Regions from separate parts of the Homo sapiens genome. Here region 1 is linked to region 2. The links are chromatin loops, found by intact Hi-C in ENCODE. Cell type or tissue: Caco-2. All regions are shown on one strand.

Region 1 (5,000 bases), 600 kb before region 2:
ATGGAAGTACCAGCCACACTGTCTGCAAACCTGACTGATCCACTTTATATACTGCTGTTGTGGCCCAAAGTTATGAAGGAAGAAAAATAACACATTATGAAATTTTAAATATTCCAAGAAAAAGGGATGTAGATTAGGGTGTATAATCACAGTGTTGCTTTCCTTGTGTCTACAGTATAATGTGAATGAAATTGCTGTCAGGATTTTAGAATGATGAAGTCTTGTGCACTGAAATTTTATGATTTAATCACAATGGCTATTAACAATGTCAACATAATTTAGACTTGATGAAAAAGAGCCAAGAGGCATCCAGGAATTGGCCTTGCTGATTTTGATAGCCTGTGTAGGCAATTTATGACATTTAAGACATCCTTTTATTATTATTATTATTATTATTATTATTATACTTTAAGTTTTAGGGTACATGTGCACAATGTGCAGGTTAGTTACATATGTATACATGTGCCATGCTGGTGCGCTGCACCCACTAACTCGTCATCTAGCATTAGGTATATCTCCCAATGCTATCCCTCCCCCCTACCCCCACTCCACAACAGTCCCCAGAGTGTGATGTTCCCCTTCCTTTGTCCATGTGTTCTCACTGTTCAATTCCCACCTATGAGTGAGAATATGCGGTGTTTGGTTTTTTGTTCTTGCGATAGTTTACTGAGAATGATGATTTCCAATTTCATCCATGTCCCTACAAAGGACATGAACTCATCATTTTTTATGGCTGCATGGTATCCCATGGTGTATATGTGCCACATTTTCTTAATCCAGTCTATCATTGTTGGACATTTGGGTTGGTTCCAAGTCTTTGCTATTGTGAATAGTGCCGCAATAAACATACGTGCGCATGTGTCTTTATAGCAGCAAGATTTATAGTCCTTTGGATATATACCCAGTAATGGGATGGCTGGGTCAAATGGTATTTCTAGTTCTAGATCCTTGAGGAATGCTCACCATCACTGGCCATCAGAGAAATGCAAATCAAAACCACAATGAGATACCATCTCACACCAGTTAGAATGGCGATCATTAAAAAGTCAGGAAACAACAGGTGCTGGAGAGGATGTGGAGAAATAGGAACACTTTTACACTGTTGGTGGGACTGTAAACTAGTTCAACCATTGTGGAAGTCAGTGTGGCGATTCCTTAAAACATCCTTTTAATATCTGCCCCTCATTTTTTATTGGAGTGTGGTATCTCTTTTATCCACTAGAATGTGTAATAACAATGGCAAATGAGCATAGAAACTTTCTGGAAAGACTGTGTGTATTGATCAATTGCAGAGTGTTCTCATAAATTGATAACCTTTAACATTATTAAATAATTTTCACACATCAGGTGTGTTTACTTTTTTGTGAAAGCTAATAGATATAGCATATGCATTTTATCAACATAGTAGAGCCACGAGAATGCAGTTTTCAATAACATAGTTTCTCCAAAGCTATGGTTACCAGTTACTTCTTTCCAGGCAAAGTTTTAAACTTAGGAGATTATTTCAGATGATGATGTTTCTTATTTCTATATTTCAGAGCATATCAAACAGTAATAATAACAACCATTTACATGGTCCATTACATGGTCCTAATGATAGTTATTACTTACATAGTACTTACAGTGCCTGGCATTGTTCTATGCGCTTTACATTTACCCAGTGAATCTTCAACAACTCTCTGGGATATGATTTTTATTTTAAAGATGAGAAATCTGCAATGCAGAGAGGCTTTGACACTTCTCCAAGGTCCAAAGCAGAAGGGCTGCTGGTGGACAGCAAGTGGCAGAGCTAGAATGCGAGTTTGAGTTTGGCACCACAGTGTTCTCTCACTTCTTCCTTCATAGTTAGCGAAGAAGCTCAAGGACCTGGTGAAGCAGATAAAGAGAGTATTGCTCTTATTCCAATTTTAAGAAGGTGGAATTAAAGATCAAGAGGTTAAGCGATTTGCCCAAAATAACAAAGTTAGTGGCAGAGTCTGGGGCAAAGGCAGTTATGCAAATGCAAATGTGATAAAGTCTTCAGATTCAGTGCTGTTTCTGACTTTTCAAACAGCATGTTCTCAAGACATTCGGATTATCCTGCATGATGACTCACTCTCCCTACTTGTCATCTGGGCCTGGAGGAGGTGGCAAGAAAGTCTGTCTGCAGCCTAAGTGGGAGAAGAAGGTGGGAGCGTGGGGGATAGAGTTGCTGATAACATCTCAGACTCTGGAGGGAGTTCATAGCCAGCAATCAGAATGTTAACCTCTGTGTCCCACCATTTAAAACACACTTCTTTCTCCTGACAAATTAAAACATTTCCTTAAGCCACAGTTCTTTCAGCTGATCTCCAAGGTCATTCAATGGTACAAGAGATCATTTGTGTCCCAACAAACTGGAATTGGGAATTGGAGTTAGGCCATCTTGGGTGAATCCTTTGCATTTTACTTTGAAATATATTCTACTGAGTATTTTTGTATTCAAATATGATCAGTGAATTTTGTGCATATCTGATAAAACATATTTTTGTCCACAAGGGGGCTTCATTTTCCTATTTTTCAAGTTCCTCTTTCAGTAATACTATACATTTTGTTTTGTTGTTTTTATACTGAAAATAGAACCATTTGCTTGCTTTTGAGAAATACTTGTCATCACTAAAAGGAGCTTTGAGAGCTGGTCACAGTAGAAGAATTAAGGCAGCAAAGTTTGAAATGCCAATTGAAGCTCTCGGGGGACCAACAGTGGGAGAGTGAATTCATGAGCATTTCACATCCCTCGTATGAAACGCAACAAAGGTCTAGGCTTTGTTGTTTTTGTTTGTTTGTTTGTTTGTTTGTTTTTGAGACGAAGTCTTGCTCTGTCACCCAGGCTGAAGTGCAGTGGCACGATCTCGGCTCACTGCAACCTCTGCCTCCAAAGGTCTGGGCTTTTAAATATTAAGTTTACAACTAGGATTAAATGGGATCACAATTAGGTTTCTAAATACCACTAAACTCTTCTTAAAGCTAAAGGTCAATTTAAAAATTATTATTCCAGGTTTGTGTTATTTTCTGATATTTATGCTTTGAACTATTCTTTTTTGGGCTTTGGATCACTTTAAAATCTGAATTCAAATTGGGGGTCTTTGTTTTCCTTCTCCTCATCTGCCTGAAGTTTCCATTACCAAGCACTGGGCACTAAATCAGGCCTTACCTGAAGCAATGGGGTCGTTAATTGAACTAAATTTGGTTTGAGTGGAAATGAGACCTGAGGCTACTAGATCTTGTTTTGAGTGGCAGGTTTTCCATTTGTTTTGGAAGATGGTATATTTCAGAGGCGAGAGGGAGGGAAAGCAGTGTTCCATAGCAGAGTAGCTGCAGTGGAAAACATGCTTTGTCCAGCCTTGGTGTGTATGGCCTTGGAAAAAATGATTGTTTCTACAAGTCACGAGAAGAGAAATGGCAGCACATTTCCAAGTCAGCTGGAGCTCTAGAAGAAATGAGGATGAGATATGTGGATGGATTAAAAAATGTAAAAAGTGAAAAACCAGAATGAGTGGGCTTGGAATTTTGTTAAACAGTCCAACTTGCGCATTTTATTATAGCCTTTCTGTGGGTTTAAATGAAGGCCAAAACCTTATTATTTGAACGTTGTATTGATTCGCATTTCTGGTAGCTATTTAAAAGCTGATGTCCTTAGAGCTTAGTGCTGCAAAATCTTCAGTAGGCATATTCAAATGGCAAGATATAGGCATGTCCATCAACAACACAATTATTAAACAGATAAACTATTCACCCCAAGTTATGAAAGAATGCTGGAAGATTAAACAAAATCTGCAGTACATGTTATAGAATAGCCTCAATAATGGCAATAATCACACTCTAAGTGACTTTTTGGAAATACTAAAAAGTCACATCTGTCCTCAAAGCCAAATCTGATGAAGAAGATGGGTCATATAAAGCTAATATTTATTGAATGCTTACTATGTGCCTGATGAAACAGTTCTAAACACTTTTCATATATTAAGTCACTCAGTCTGTGCAACAGCTCTATCATTTCTAGTTTACTGATGAGGAAATTAAGGCAGAGAGAGGTTAAGAAATGTGCCCAAGGTTATATAGCTAGTAAGCAACAAAGCAGTGACCCAAACCCAGGTGGTTTAACTGGACAGAAACTAAATCAAGCATTCTTGAACAACCTGAAAATATTTAAAAGAATTTCAAGTAGTGCTATTGTTATTGGCACATGTTATTTTTCAACATAACTACTTTGAGGAGTTAAACATTGGTTTGGCAGTGTAAGTTCGTGTGTGTGTGCATGCGCATGTGTATATATGTGGAGTATGTGGGTATTTATTTATGTATAATTACTTTATGGTCTCATCTGTTAACTTTTAAGAAATTAAAGGATAATTCACAAAGTAGTTTTTTTTCCTGTGTTATCAGTAGTTGGTGTATTAGAAGGAAGCAGAATGGATTATCTTCCAGCCCCATTATGCCTGACATGAAAACATAGGAATCTTATATACTTTCTGAGTTTCCTGTCTCAAGTTCTGTTTAGTTATTAGATGATGCCATCCATCATCTAATTGGAGTAAGTTATTTCACAAACTGCTCTTTCTACTGAGGGAAATGGTTCTCTTTAACTGGAGAGATCATCTATTAAGTCATTTAGGACTGAATTTTTAAACAAGTTATGAAAAAGCGTAGAAGATGATAAAGTTCTTATGCATGGGTATGTGCACATGGTGTTTCTGTGGGTAAGAAAAATACATATAAATACAAATACAGATATAAATGTGAAATTTGAGTTAGTGACAAAACTACTTGTCTTTAGTGTTAGTGAAGTATCCTGTGGCTGCATGATTAGAGAAACTCAAAACAGCCAAATTCCATCAAATGTGATTCAGTGTCCATATAAACATTTTAAACCCATGTTCAAAACTGAACTCCTGATCTTACTCCCCAAATCTACTCTACATTCAGCTTTCCTTATCTCAACTGATGGTAACCCTGTCCTCGTTTCTGAGGCCCAAACCATA
Region 2 (5,000 bases):
GGAGTGGTGAGGTAGATTCCCCGTCTCTGGCTGGGTGCCTGGGATGGTGGTGGGCATGAGGTGCTGTGAAGTGGGATAGAGAATTTGGGAGGAGGAACATGTTTGGGGGAGGTTAGTTTTGGACATGTTGAGTTTGAGGCATCCATGGGATGTCCATGTGGCTTTGTACAACACATAGTTTCTGTGAGAGTCTGAAGCTTGGGGGATAGGTCGGGGCTACAGAGCAAGAGCTTTGAGAGTGTCTTCTGAAATGTAGGGAGTGGGCAAGTTGTCGGAGGGATCGTGTAGATGAGAATAGCTTCATGTTAGTGAAAAGAAAACCCAGAATAAGGGCGCATAGAGGAGTTTGTAGACCCTTATTTGTGAAGTTTACCTTAAGGGAAATATTTTAATTTGACAGAGAAAAAGAACAGGAGGAAGAAGGGAAGGCAGTTTTGTTTCAAAAAAAAAAAAAGTGAGTGAAGATCTTTATAGACTTTCTAGGACACACCTAATATTTCTGGGATATTGTTATGATTTAAGGGATTAAGGCTCAGAAATCTATCAATGACACTTCCCCTGGGTGGATATACAATGAAGAACTGACAAAAGGGTGCAGTGTTGATAACTCTTTGAACTATTTTAATTACCCTGTGAATTGGATACAATATTATCAGAAAGGGGCTTACCATAGAATTATGATGGACTTCAGAAGTCCACATCCTAGGCCAGGCACAGTGGCTCGTGCCCGTAATCTCAGCACTTTGGAAGGCCGAGGTGGGTGGATCACTTGAGGTCAGGAGTTCAAGACCAGCTTGGCCAACATGGTGAACCCTCGGCTCTACTATAAATACAAAAATTAGCTGGGCATGGTGGCAGATGTCTGTAATCCCAGCTACTTGGGAGGCTGAGGCAGGAGAATCACGTGAACTCAAGAGGCGGAGGTTGCAGTGAGCCAAGATCGCGCCAGTGCACTCTAGCCTGGACAGCAGAGCAAAACTCCATCTCAAAAAAAAAAGAAGTCCCCATCCTGATTTCACAGAGCAAGAGTGCTTAGGACCCAGGGAGCATTTTTGAACTTGCCTGAAGTTACATCATAGCCAGTCAGCAGTAGCACCAGCTGGTACCTGAGTCCAGATCACCAAGCTTCTGTTTTGTTCTTTTGTTAATACATCAGATTGTCTCTTTTAAGAGATTTTAAAAATTAGAATTCTGTTAATTCAAAAAGTGTCTGCTCATTTAACCTGAAAGAAGTTTTTAAAAGTTTTCACTGAAGTCTGATTTCTGCCCAGTTGAATAAGGCAAGCAAGGTGTGACTATTTGTTTGACACATACTATTCCATAGATTTTCTTTTTCGTAATTCCTGCTAAGATTCAGTGGTTACTAATTACAAATCCATAATTACTAATTTCTTGTGATTATTATAAAACATTCTTAAAGATTTCTTTGAGAGATTATTTTAAAGAAGTAGGATAAAGGAATAGAACATTATCATGAAGTTAAATTTATAAAGATGTCAGGAGGGAAGATTGAAGTTAATGCAGGCAGCCCCAAACATAATTATACCCAGACAGAAGAATATTCCTCTCCCGCTGAATTGATTCTGGTTACATAAAGAAAATTTACTTGGGATCATTATTAGAGTATTTTCTTCATTTTAGAAATAGCACACATTGAAAATTAATATTGATATTAATATTAAAATTATACTTTTAATTTTAAAATTTTCAAATTTAAAAATGCTGAAAACACCAGTAGTGCTATTAATTTTTAATAAATGCTGATGATTAACCTTCTGATGTTTTTTTTTTTTATGGCTACCTTTTTCTTTGTTTACGTAATGTGTGGAATTAGGGAAATCATTAATGGTGATAATGATGGGGAGGGACAGTGCTGGAGAGAGGCAGATAGTGTCCACCTTGGACTCAATTTCCAGAGCCTGGTAGAATGGCCTTTCTATCAAATTGCATTTCTGATTTGAAAGCCCATTACTTTATATTTATAACAGGAAGTTATGGTATTGCTGCCAGTCTAGATGATTCTTTAGCTTGACCTTTATTGTGTTTGATTTTGTGATTTCACCTTTTTTTCCCGTTTTAGAAAAACTTTTGGGTGTATACAGGAGAGAATTCCTTCCCGTGTTTTAGGGAGTGGTATTAAAATACATTCATTTTGTTCAGTAGTTCTGTTCCATACTTCCTACAGATAAAGACCCTTTCTGTGTGATTGTGAGACTTTTGAGGTTGAGCGTGGTTTCTCTAATGGTATTTGACATGAAAAACTTCATAAAATTCATGAAGCTACTTAATACACAGGTCTGTGAATTACATTAGTTTGTCAGTTATTTTTACACACTCATTTACTAATATGAATAGTACAGGTAGTGGGTGTTTCTCTTTTGTAAACTATTTTGTACATTATTAGTTATGGGTGAAATCTAGAATTTTCACTTATAGGGATGCTATTTTAGGGACTTCTTATAGAATGATAAAATTGTATTGCTGAAGGAAACGTTCATATTATTACTTAATCTAGTTTTGTCATTTTATGGAAACAGGCCCAGAGAGGGAAGATGACTTGTCTAAAATCTAAGAATTAGAGATTTGTGCATAACTGCTGGGATACTTGCTCTTTGATCGTTGCTCAAATTCCAGCCCATACTTGCTCAGTCCTAACTTTGAGCTTCTTTAGAGATTGGTCCGAATCTCTCACCCTTACATCTTGGACAAGGTGGCAACAGTCACTGCAAAATTTTGTGTGAAATCTCTAGATCTTAAATGTCTGTGACAAATGTTAAGAAATTGTGTGTCAAGCAAAATACTTTAGAGGCCAATGGGCCACATGTTTTTGATATCAAGAGATTACACACAAAATTTGTTTTCTAGCTTCTTTTGAAAAATCAGAATTGGGAAGATGTATTCATGAGTGACTGCTGCCCCCTTTGGTTGGGACTCGTTCCTTCAGGTTCATTACATGGTCATCAATAACCATTTCCTTGGTCCCTGCTTTTGTCTTGTCTGGACTCTAAGCATTTGAATTTTTAGTATTATAAGAAAACTTAATACTTTACTATCAGTCACCACATACATGTGTTTCTATCTGTACTACGACTTATTAAAAGCCTTTTATCAATAGCCTCCATTTTGGAGGGGGGGATTTCAACTGGTGCCTAGACTAGCAAGGATTTGTTTATAACACAGTCTGTGCTTATGAGGAGAATACAAAGGGCGGATAATTTCAGCTTGTCAGCTTGAATATGTTATATTTATACAAATAACAGGCTTTTGAGTTTTCCTAGATTACATCTATTTACAGAAGGCTGTAATCAAGGTTTAGCAGCATATTTTCAGGAATTCTTTGGTGCATATTTTCTCAAAAGATACTACCAGGACAGTTTCATGACACTAATAATAGTTTTATAGAAATGATTTGTCATGTTGTTTTTAATGGCCTGCCACCTCCTTTTAAAATCTTTTTGAATCTGTCTATTCCTAAGCAGGTAATAATATTCTATTATTGTTGATACTTGGAGATGTAATCTTCAAATAATTAAATGATTCAAAAATTGTTGTAGCAATGTTTACAGGAGGATGTTTTTCATACTGGGACAGGCAATCACATTTTTATGTTGGTAAGATTGTCTACATCTAGGGATTGGTATTCAGATCTTGATTTATATTCTCTATATTGAAAAGGTATGAGCAAAGAGATTTTTTTTCCTTTGTGCATTTTGCAATTTTAATTTCATTTGGAATGCTCTAAGGAGGTGTGTTCGTTATAATTTTTGTTTGCAGCCCCAAACTGTAAACTGACCTAGGAAAAAAAGGGGTAAGTGCAACTTTAGGCAGTTCTGTATTCAGAGGCACGAGCGACATCATTCAGTTGACTTGCTTACCTAACCCCGTTTTCAGGTCCGCCTCATTCTATGCTGTCTCCATCTTCAGAAGAGGCTTCCCTTCCTGGTGGCAAGATGGCTGCCGGGAGCTCTGCGTTTGCATTCTGGCCTCTCAGCAACCCTTCCAAGAAAATATTTGTTCCCAGTAGTTTCAACAGAAGTCTTATTCTAGAGTCTCATTTCCTCTGATTGTCTTGGCTTAGGTTATGTGTCCTATTCATGAACAGACCCTGTGACCAGGAGGGTGTATGAGACTATGATTGGCCAGGCCTACATCCATGCTTATCTTCGGAGTTTGAGGTTGCTCATCCCGGCCCAAATCACGTGGACTGAGTGGGAGTAAGTGGTCCCCTAGGACCAATCAAGGCACTGTTGAAGAAGAAAAGTATAGAAGGCCTTTCCCTATGCAGGATTGTAAAAATACTTCCCTATATATTCCCTAAATATTTGTTATTATTGCTGTTATCATTATTACTTTACCATTTAGCCCTTCAAACCATCTGGATTTAACATGTAACTTATAACTTAATTGTGTGTGTGTGTGTGTGCGTGTGTGTACGTGTACAGGTTAAAAGTGATGCAGGAGAAGAAGAGGGGCACATAGGTCCCTCAGGAGGCATTGCTGGGCCATCTTGCTAATCGAGGCAGGTAAGGACACCGTGAATTGGGTGTTTACCCAGGCTGTGTGCAGTGTTTGACTAGGTCATTCAGCCCGATTTCTGCCTTTGTATGTGTCTCAGGCTATACGTGAGGCTATTCCTTTATACTTCTGTCAAGTCCTTTATGACTTAGATATTAAGATTAGCCTTAAAAGAAATACAGATTCAAAATTATTGCTCTAGTTGGTCCTCAAACTCAGTGGATGACAGAGCCCCCAGAAGTTATGGCATTCTTTCTGCAACATCCTGAAATCTTGAAAAAGGAGAACATTTAATATGACTTTTTGTCCATTTCAAGATGTGCTCATGTTTTTTAAACCTTAGGTGCTTGCTACATATCTTGTCTACACATGCCTATTATATAAGGAATCGGATTCAACACGGAATTATATAATTAGTTATTTTTAAGATGACCTACTCTCATGAGTCATAACAAAAAGTTGAATTATGTTGAATGTATTCTACT

Evidence for each region. Peaks named below come from ENCODE experiments on the same cell type or tissue, not always from the same donor. Only the 100,000 strongest peaks of a DNase experiment are listed, where the experiment ranks them.
Region 1: it touches region 2 in a loop (15-fold over the local background); 8 of 110 quality-filtered maps call a loop at or near these places.

The regions. Positions count from the first base shown.
Region 1 is chr5:54,842,849-54,847,848 of GRCh38, reverse strand. It overlaps the pseudogene CSPG4BP. Among named protein-coding and RNA genes, the nearest start is that of LINC02998, 100 kb to the right of the region's middle. In Caco-2, a CTCF peak has its summit at 2,501 (motif pointing right); no DNase peak of the experiment used is centred here.
Region 2 is chr5:54,241,593-54,246,592 of GRCh38, reverse strand. The region is part of intron 1 of ARL15 (ARF like GTPase 15); the gene reads left to right. Among named protein-coding and RNA genes, the nearest start is that of ARL15, 66 kb to the left of the region's middle. In Caco-2, a CTCF peak has its summit at 2,921; no DNase peak of the experiment used is centred here.